Regions from separate parts of the Homo sapiens genome. Here region 1 is linked to region 2. A link is a loop called in an ENCODE intact Hi-C map of the cell type or tissue named here. Cell type or tissue: Caco-2. All regions are shown on one strand. Links, peaks and the distances in the headings refer to the core of each region. The heading gives the core; the rest is flanking DNA. Region 1 has its middle 84 kb from the start of PLEKHG1. Region 2 has its middle 88 kb from the start of IYD.

Region 1 (5,382 bases), core at 312-5,311, 58 kb before region 2:
TGAGTAGGGCAACTGGGAGGTAAAAATCCTACCAGGGGCCAGGCATGGTGGCTCATGCCTGTAATCCCAGCAATTGGGGAGGCTGAGAGGGGAGACCCTGTCTCTACTAAAAATGAAAAAAAAAAAAATTAGCTGGGCATGGTGGCATGTACCTGTGGTCTTAGCTACCGGGGAGGCAGGAGGACCCCTTGAGCCCAGGAGGTCAAAGCTGCAGTGAAACATGATCACAGCATTGAACTCCAGCCTGGGCAACAGAGTGAGACCTGTCTTTAAAAAAAAAGAAAAATCCCACCAGGGGATAGCATAGGTGAGGAGGTACTAAGTATGTGGATATGCAACTTGGCAGTGGGAAGAGAAAAGAGGAAATGATTTCAAGGGATATCCCAGGGAGGGGCTGAGAAGACTTGGTGATAGAGGGAAGGGGGCCCAAGGTGAGGAGGTGACTGAAGGGATGACAACCTCCCCACAATTGGAAAGTCAGAGTGGGGAGTTGTTTTGGGCACTGGTTGAGGGCAGGGATAAAGGGTTTGGTTTGGGTTGATTGGATTTTAGCGGTCAGCAGAATGAATGAGTGAAGATTTCCGTCAAGTATTCTGAGACATAGTTCTAAAAGTAGGGGAAAAGATGGGGCCTGTGGGAATTTGGAAGGCATTTCTGAAATATTTCTGTCTGAAGTGATGTCTTAGTCTACTCAGGCTGCCGTAACAGAATACTACAGAGGGGGTGGCTCAACCAACAGAAATGTGTTTGTCATAGTTCTGGAGGCTGAAGTCCAGCATCAAGGTGCTGCAGGCTTGGTTTATCTAGAGGCCTCTCTCCTTGGCTTGTGGGTGGCTGCCTTCTCGCTGTGTCCTCAGATGGCCTCTTGAGGCCTCTTTCTTTTCTTATAAGGACATGAGTCATATTGAGGGCCCCATCCAGTAGGCCTCACTTTATTTAATCACTTCTTTGAATGCAGTATCATCAAATGCACGAATTAGGGCCCACCTATATGGCCTCATTTAACTTTAGTCACCTCCATAAAAACCCTCTCTCCAAATATAGTCAGATTGGGGGTTAGGGCTTCAACATAGGAATCTGGGGAGACAGAATCCCGTTCATGTCAAGTTGTCTTCAATGTTATGTCTCTAACATAAATGTAACCTGAATATTCTCCAGCCTGCAGGACTTATCCTTTTTAAAATTCACAGCAGAATTCCAACTGCACCCCTCAGTAGGAAGCCCACTCTTCCTGGAGGCTCCCTCCCGGCTCGCTCCTGAGCCTCCTCCAGGACTGTCTGTATGTTCCCAGCAGCTACCCGGTCATCATGGTCATCTCTTGCTCAGACATCTGTGCCTCCGTTGGTTAGATCATGTGTATCTTCCTCAAGTTCTGCCCTTCCCCCTCCTTGATTTACCCAAAGCATGGACACAGCTTCTACCTCAATTCCATAAAATACAGCTTAGCAATAGACTTAAGTGTTCAAAAAGAGTCTAACAAGGGCTTGGCTCTTACATGATGCAGGAAAGACATATCTTATTATCTGTGTGACCTTGAGCAAGTTACCTGATCTCTCTGTACCTCAGTTTCCTTATCTGTAACGTGGATATACTAAAAGGACTTAGAGCTGTGAGGGTTAAATGTGCTCATTTATGTAAAATTAACAGCACTTTATAAGGATTAGCCTTTATTATTCTTGTTGTTCATGGTGATTGTGTAGTATTTCAGGAAAACTTAGGTCAAAATCAGATATCACTACCAGAATCCAAGAGCCATGCTTCTCCCAGGGGGCTCCTGTTGGCCGTCATTCTGTTGTGTTTCCAGAGTGAGTATCTTAAAATTGTTGAAGTTGAGAAAGCTGGCAGGTTCTCCAGTGGAAGTCCTTTGTCCCCATCCTGTCTGAGTCTCTGCCCTGCTTGAGTCCAGTCTGATTGGGGAGGGGACACTCAGCACCCTCCTCATCTCTGCAGATGTCCCGCTCTGCCCACAGGTCAGCACTCGCTGTCTCAAACACCTGCGCCCCTTGGTCAGGTCTTTCCCAACCACAGAGTGGGCTCTTGCCTAACACCCTCATGACAAAGAAAACAGGTTTCCTTCCAGAGCAAAGAGAGGGAAGCTAGTTCGGCCTTTACCCCAAAATGCAGAATCACTTGCAGTCTCTGAAATAACAGTTTTTCCAACTTTGACAATTTTAAGATACTCACTCTGGAAACAAAAACAGAAGCTTTCCTGTATGCATTTTTTTCCTACCACCCCAAGCACCAGGAGACAGAAGCAGAGCATTTTACCCATTCCATCATGCTGCAGGTGTGCGTGTTTACTTCTGGTGAACATACATAGGTCTTGAATTTCAGCAGCAAAGAAACAAGGAGTTGATGTGGATGGCCAGTGCAGGCATAGTGGAGACCCAATCCCCTTCACACATGACAAATGTGCTGCCATGTTCTGGGTGAAAACTCTAAGCTAAAAAGGGATTTATATATTTCTCAGTGATAATATTCTGTATTCACTGAAGGTCTGCTGTGAGCCAGAAAGTGTGCTATGCTATGAATGCGTTTCATCTCTGAATTTCCCAGGAGTAGGCATTAGTATCCTTAATTTACAGGTGAGGAGGTGTAGAGAAGTTAAGAAAGAACGCTCAAAGCCACAAAGATTGTAAAGGGCTGACTGAGAATTCAGATTGCTGTCTCTCTGACTGAGAAACCTTCCTTTTTCCTGATACATAACATTGTTTCACCTCCCATAAATCAGAGTGGAGCCATTTTCAAGCCACCTTGGACAAACGGCGACTCTAACGGCTACTCTGAAGATGTAGAAGTTAGTGACAAAGATTGAAGAAGACAAGACATTCCTTCCAGGATTTTTCTTGCAAATTTGAACAGCATCTTAGCTTATCTTTGCGTTTGCCTTTGTTGTGTCTCCTTGGGGACAGGAGAATTAATGTTCCCTTTCCTCTGTGCATGTAAATATTCCCTAATAAATTATACTTGTTGACAGTCTGAGAGAAAGTCTTTCATCATCCTACACAAGTTTGCTTAGGATAAAGCCACTAAACCGGTTCACACAGAGTGCACTGTAGAGGGAGGTACAGGTTTGATGGTTGCAGGTTTAAATGCCATCTTTAGGCAGATGATATGCAAATTTTCAGCTAAGTCTTCTGCTCTGAACTCTGGATCACATCTCTAGCTGGCTCTTTGATGCCTCTGCTTGGATATTTCACACTGCCTAAAATGTAATGTGTTTGAAATGAAACTTCTGATTTCATTCTTCCCCCTCCATAAACATGATCCTCCCCATTTTTTTTCTAATTTTAGCAGCTGAACCACCCTACACCAAGGAGACATTGAAGAGTTTTTAATGACATGACCAGATTTATTTATCATCCTGGCAACAATGCGTCATCAGGATTTTCACAAATGAGAGAAGTGAGTTGGTGGTTAGTAAGAAGGTCAATCTGTAAAGCTTTGTGACTGATTGAATGCCTTTTTAAAATCTTAACAAAAATTATATGTAAGTATAAGATAATGAAATGTGTTTATAGAAATTTCTGGCTGGGTGCAGTGGCTCATACTTGTAATCCCAGCACTTTGGGAGGCCAAGGTGGGCCAATCACTTGAGGTTAGGAGTTTGAGACCAGCCTGGCCAACATGGTGAAACTATATCTTTACTAAAAATACAAAAATTAGCTGGGTGTGGTGGCAGGCACCTATAATCTCAGCTACTTGGGACGCTGAGGCAGGAGAATCGCTTGAACCTGGGAGGCAGAGGTTGCAGTGAGTTGATATTGTGCCACTGACCTCCAGCCTGGGTGACAGAGTGAGACACCGTCTCAAAAAAAAAAAAAAAAAGAAAAGAAATTTATATTAAGTCTATCCATATGAAATAGTCGTTTATAGGTCAACAGATGTTGAAAAATGGCAATTTAATATGTTATGGCACAACAGACAGGCATCTCTGTCCCTCAAAAGTATTAAAATACCTAGTTTCGGTAAAAGCATCAGAAAACAAACATAATCATATGCTGCTGGTATAAGTTGTGGAAAGCTTTCTGCAAGGCAATCACATTCAAAATCTTGGAAGGGTAAAAATCTACAGTGTAATTTTACATCAGACAATATGAAAATATCAGTGTAAAAGGATATTCATTGCAGTGTTGTTTATGATAGGAAAAGTTGGAATTAATTCCAATGTTCATCTACAAGAGACTTTAAATGAGGGTCATCTGTTCCATGAAATAGCATATAACTATTAAGACAATAATGTAGCATTAAATCTCATGTCATGAAAAGCTGTCCACAACATATTGTTGAGCAAAAGGGCAAGACAGAAAACAGTATGTATAATATGATATCACTTTATTCAAAAATATAAGATTCTATATCTAATTATTATAATATGCAGAGAACATCACCTGGAAGAAGATATTTCTAAATATTAACAGAGGCTACATCTGGGTCCTGAGATTTTAGATCTTTCTTTATATATACTTTTTAGCATTTTCTAACAATTTTGGGACAGTTTATATTATTTTTGTAATCAGACAAAAGCTACATTCAAAAGAAAAAACCAACTAGCTAAAAAAAGAAGCATCAAAAGTATTTACATACATGGAGGAATGATCACTTGTTGGGGAAGATACTAGTGTTTAAGATGAAACCCCCTAATCTTTGATATTAGCAATGATGACACCTTCCTACATTTTTCATGATGCAAACATTACAGACAGAGAGTATGTTCTTCTAGAAGACAGTCCATGAGTGAACAATGATCGTACCACAGGTTTATACCAAACACAACTTCTAATGACCTCTGAAGATATCCGCGGGTATTTCCATTTTCTCACAGATCCAAATGTCTCTGTGGGTTGGATGCTCGCTGTGGATTTTAATACCATTAAACATCAATTCTAAGTTCTGAAGAAAGGCAGCTCTTTCCTCAACAATTTGGTTTTTTTTTTTTTTTTTTTTTTTTGATTCCTGATTTCCTAATTTCTAGTCTAACAGCATGTGACTTTGTTTGCCTAACTTGGGATTTGGGGGCTGAGTAGATCTAAGAGTGTGACAGAACCTTTTGTGAAACGAAAACCCCCCCTCAGAAAAAAAAAAAAAAACAGGGTTTCTTTTGTTGCTCAAGCTGGAGTGCAATCATGGTTCGCTGCAGCCTCCATCTACTGGGCTCCAGCAATCCTCCCACCTCAGCCTCCCGAGTAGCTGGAACCACAGGTGCATGCCTCCACACCCAGCTAAGTTTTGTGTATTTTGTAGAGATGGGGTCTTGTTATGTTTAGGCTGGTCCTGAACTCCTAAGCTCAAGTTATCCATGCGCCTCAGCCTCCCAAAGTGCTGGATTTATAGGCTTGAACCACCACACCTGGCTGAGAACCTCTTTGAATGTCAATGAGC
Region 2 (5,382 bases), core at 167-5,166:
CCAAGCAGAGGAAGGAACAGAATGGAGAGAGGAGGGAGAGGGAGGAATTGAGGGGAGTGGAGGGGAAGGACAGGGAAGGGCGAGGAGGCAGCAGGTCCCACAAGACCCAGAGAGGGACACTCCAGGCCGGGTTTGAGAGCTTTCCCAATGACTCCCCCACATAAAAACAACCCAGGCCAGTGCAGCCTTGCAGCCCCAGCTGTTTCCACTTCCTTCACTTATGCTCGCTCACCTAAATTGTTTACTAACTTCACATCCAGAATGTTTTAAATAGAGGAAAACCTGGGGCTTGTCTACACCAACCAGAGAGCAGAAGATATGGGGGGAAAATTCAACAACAACAAAACAAAAAAGAATGATACTAGACGGCCTATGTTTGCCCAGAACAACAGATTTCCCCTCACTTTTACGGCTTCCTGAGTCAGTGACAGAACTGGTCTCCCCCATGCTGTTGTGCCAGGTTCCAGAAATGTAATGTACTGACTTCTAGATTGAGCTGGATAACCAAGATCAGGAAAAAAAATAGAATCGGTGGAGAGCGACTCGTTCTGAGAGTAGGAAAAGTACTGTATTTGAGAGCTTCACTCACAGAGAGTGGACAGTACAATTCATAACGTCTAGCGTAGATCTCCAGCCAGATCTACAGGTTTGAATCCCAGCTTATCCACCTGGGAGCTGTGTGACCTGGGATGAATTACTTACCCTCTCTGTGCCTCAGTTTTATTATCTATAAGTTGGAGAGAATGGTATTTACCTCAAGAGACGTTGTGGGGTTAAATGAGTTTAGTTTAAAGCACTTAGGATAGCGTCTGGCATTAACACATAAAACACTATGTGTTTGCTATTTTTATTATATATACATGTAGGTTTTCACTATTTTTAAAAACGAGAATTTATTATTACTCTGATGCCCATGGCCTAGGAATTATCATGGGATTTTGGTTTATATGCTCGGCTTGACATTCCTGAGGTACCTCCTGCCAGTTTCCATGACAACACTATTGCTGTGTCCTCACACGCCCCAAATAATAAAAGCATAAAAGCTTGTGAGTCTCCTGAACGTTAAGTATAAGAAAAGGCCACATGTGAAAGCAGATGGAATTTCTTTTTTTTAAAATGTAATTAATATTTTTTTTTAAAGACATGAAGTCTCACTGTGTTGCCCAGGCTGGCCTTGAATTCCTGGCCTTAAGCAATCCCCCCACCTTGGCCTCCCAAAGTGCTGGGATTACAAGTGTGAGCCACCGCACAGAGCCAAAGATGAAATTTTTATAAACAACATCATCCATACGAATGAACTGAGAAGTTCCTTCATACTTCTATCTTGTGGCTGTGGCCAGGAGAAGTGGAATGAATCGGAGCAAGCAAATAAAAAAAATGTTTACAATGTGTATGCACTAATTTTAAAATGAGAAGAAAAATCAATATTATGAAAATAATGTGCCATCAGGCAATTAGGCTAGAATTAATATGTGGGCGGCAAAGGTAAAGTGTGGGCAAATTTTACTGTAGAAGTAAAGATACAGTTGGGAATAAGATTGACTAAACTAATCACCCCATTTTCCTTGGTGTATCTCCTATGGAATCCACAGTGAGGTCAGGTCAATAAACTGCCAGTGAAGTCCTTGATGGAAGAGAAGTCCTTAGAGCCCCATTTTTTATTGCTTAAGCAGCAGTGTCTTTGACAAATATTTAGTGTTTTGGCTACCTAAAGACTGAAGAAATATGGCTAGAAATGCATCTTCTGTTCAGTTTGGGAAAAGAAATATTCTTTTAGAGTTTTCAACCAAATGGCATAATATATCTCGACATTTAACTTCTGTTTGATTTTGAAACTCTTATATGTTTTCCTTACAGGCATTTTGGAAGAGTGTGTATCCTGCTATGAGATTCAAGTGAGCCTCATACAATATTTCTGACAGTTTTTGTGAATTGGATATTTCTTTGAGCACAAATCTATGCTGCAATCATAACTGAGAATGGCTCAGGTCTAACTGCCTAGGGCATTAGAGAAGCAATTTTGTCTTGAAAGACACTACTCAGAAAAAAATCAATCTATCGAGATAGGTACTCTTGGAGGAGAAACCAGGGTGCCAGGTGCTTTGGGGTCCCATTGCCTCCCAACGACAAAGAGAAAAGAGCTTCCAAGTCACTGGCTCCTGGTTTGAGAGGGGGTAGGGAGTTGGCAGAGGCAGTTCAGGCAGATTCCTGGATCTTATACCAGATTCACCCATTTGTTCACTTTAACCAATATTCATTAACGAGCTGCTACGCACCTTGTACTGTTCTCAGCATTGAGGTCATAGAAATGAACACAACATAGACACCCTCTGCCCTCTGGAGCCCGTATCTCAGTCAGGGAATCAGAAAATAAACAAGCAAATAGACAAACAGCGTGATCAGTGCTTCAAAAACAAAGCAGGAAGGGAGATGGAGAGCAAGAAGACACCAAGTCCCATCAATGCTCTGCTCCGCATTTTACTCGGGCCAAATACTTTATTCTACAAGGTCCTACCTAATCTGGCCACCCTCCCTGTAATCTCTATGACCTCTTCTCCTACTTCCTCCTCTTACTTTCCCAGCTATGCTGGCCAAAATGCTGCACCTGAAATCTGCTGGTGTAAACCCAGAAAGTCCCAGGCAGATGGGATGAGCAGGTCACCCAATTGCCAGGAGTGTTACTGCCAGGAGTGTTACTGCCTGAGGGGTTTTGCTGTAGCAGGTCCTGCTGCCTGAGCCACTCTTCCCCGGGTATCTTCTTCACTAGTTCCTTTGCCTCATTCATGTCTTCACTTAGATGTCACCTTCTGAATGAGGCTTACCCTGAACACCCTACTTGATACTGAACATGCTCTCCTCTCCTAAATCCCCTGCCTCCAATCTCTCTTACTCCATTTTTTCTTTTTTTACAACTTATGTTCCTGCATGTCCCAAATATAATTATTACATATATAGATATACTTTTGGTGCTTTTGCTTCCAACGGCCCGTACCTACAATTCTTCAGATCCTGCCCTCGGGCTAATAGAGCCCTTTGCCTGCTCCCGCAAAGCCATAAATACCTGGGGGTGTGTATGCCCCTGGGCGACCCTTGGCCAGTGGCTGATAACTGCAGGCCCGTGAGAGACCAGCCCCTGGCCTGCAGGCAGGACAAATCTGGACTTCCTGCCTCTCCAACAGAAGCCACGCCCCAAGGGATTTTGTCTGAAATTGCACCCTTGCTTGTCTTCTTCTCTCTCCTTGTTGTGCTTTCTCCATGCCATTCCTGGTTTCTCCTGGGAGCATTTCCTTAAGAATTGCTTCACCCAAATCCTCATCTCAGGATCCACGTCTGAGGAACCCAACCTAGAACTCGGGAGCTGGCCTTAGTGAGTTCATCTACTGAAAAGGGAAGGCAGGGTGTGTGGTCAGATGGGTGAGTCTAAGCACTGGAAGGTGAAAAGCATGCCTTCTGGGGGTTTCTGTGATCTCAGCCAAATGAAAAACAAGGCCTCCAGCTGGGAAGGCAGGGATGCTGAAGGACTGAGGAGAAGGAAGAGGGTAAGAGAGAGTTGTCTGGGAGAGTCAGGGAATGAATTTTCTAAGGAGATATGAGAAGACTGCTAGACAGTGCTGACCAATATTGTGTGTTTGTCTCCAGCTGCATCAGCTGCCTGGGTGAGGCTAAGAGAAGGCAGGGAGTTGGATGTTACCAGGAGCGGAGGTATTTCCAGGTGAGTAAGCTGGAGAGAGGTGAGCGGGTGTTTGGGATGCAAGAAAGGGGATAATTACAGTGGTAAGGTATGAGATCTTTGCTTGGGGCAGAACGAGGGGAGGATGCTGAAGAGTGGGCTAGAAACGAGGGCAAAGATGCTGGATTGTGGGTCCCGGTAAAGCTCAAGGGTTGTTGGTGTAATGGTCATGGACAGTGATGCTGGGAAGTAGTGAGTGATGGTGGGGTGCCTAGACCTCAGGTCATGGAGCCACTGCCCTCGTGGTGAAGTCAGGTCACAGGTGTGAGCAGGGAGTGGGTGGCTGAGGCTGGGCAGAGCACAGGGTCACCAGCCGTCAGAGCTCTGCACAACTCAAGCTTGATAACTGATTCTTGAAATATTCCATATCTATTTCCTGTTTTGTGTGTGTGTGTGTGTGTGTGTGTGTGTGTGTGTGTGTGCCTGATCTCTTGTGTTTTGAGATCCTAGTGAGGAAATGAGGTTAGAGCAAAACATAAAAGGTCTCCCTGCCCCACTGAATCTGTGCCCTCCGTGCCCTGGTCACAGGTGGCACCCTCCACCACATACAGCACATGCAGATCACAGCCGCTTTCAGTTCCACAAGAATTTCTCTCATTTTCTGTTAATTCCTCAGATCTGTGATCTCTAATTTCCATAGATTTCTCCTAGCGTGGTTTTAAGCAAACGAGCCATGAGCCTGTGCCTTTTTCTCAACCCAAAGAGACTTTGATCAATTACTCTCCAGGCCCCCTTCGAACAATAGAGTATATGTCCACACTCCCCCTCATGCCCACAATAGTGCAATCTCCTAGAAGGAATTTGTCTCTCCTCCTACAAGCTGGCTGGCACTGCCAGGCCTCATTCAGGTTCCCTGATGATGCTCAGCCTCCCCCTCCCCACACTCTCACTAGTTCTTTCCAGCAGGGCAACACCAGGGAGGGATTAGAGCACTCTCTCCTCAGCATCTCGAAGGCAAACTTGACTCCCTGATTATATATACATATATATATATATAATTTTTAAAAATTTATTATTATTATTATTATTAGACGAAGTTTCAATCACCACCCAGGCTGGAGTGCAGTGGTGCAATCTCAGCTCACTGCAGCCTCTGCCTCCCGGGTTCAAGTGATTCTCCTGCCTCAGCCTCCTGAGTAGTTGGGACTACATGGGTGCACCACCATGCCCGGCTAATTTTTTTGTGTTTTTAATAGAGACAGGGTTTCAACATGTTGGCCAGGCTGGTCTCGAACTCCTGACCTCAGGTGATCTGCCCACCTCGGCCTCCCAAAGTGCTGGGATTACAGGCATGAGCCTCTGCGCCAGGCCTTGGCTCCCCGACATTTGCATACATGCACAAGGTCATGTGCACATACACAAATGCATGCATGCACTCATGTATAACACATGCAAACATACATACATGCACACGCACACACACACACATGCACACACACACACCTATGGCATTGTGGGTATCTGGCACAATCGAGGGAATCCATTTCCAGTGCCAAGCATCGAGCAGGATGACTAAAAGGTAAGGCACAGATTTAGAAGTCAAAAGAGATAGACACTCACCGACCCTCTCCCTGCTGGTTTTCCAGGTGAGGTTTAAGTTATACCACGAATCCTCAACTGCTGTGAGGTAAGAACATTTAATTTTTATTTTT

The links. A loop is a pair of places that touch in the nucleus more often than their neighbours do. Peaks named below come from ENCODE experiments on the same cell type or tissue, not always from the same donor. Only the 100,000 strongest peaks of a DNase experiment are listed, where the experiment ranks them.
Region 1: it touches region 2 in a loop (4-fold over the local background); 2 of 110 quality-filtered maps call a loop at or near these places.

Annotation. Positions count from the first base shown.
Region 1 is chr6:150,512,788-150,518,169 of GRCh38, reverse strand. No RefSeq gene overlaps it. Among named protein-coding and RNA genes, the nearest start is that of PLEKHG1, 84 kb to the left of the region's middle. In Caco-2, for the core only: no CTCF peak of the experiment used is centred there; a DNase peak (open chromatin) is centred at 789.
Region 2 is chr6:150,454,392-150,459,773 of GRCh38, reverse strand. No RefSeq gene overlaps it. Among named protein-coding and RNA genes, the nearest start is that of IYD, 88 kb to the right of the region's middle. In Caco-2, for the core only: no CTCF peak of the experiment used is centred there; DNase peaks (open chromatin) are centred at 2,673 and 3,103; H3K4me3 peaks cover 220 bases.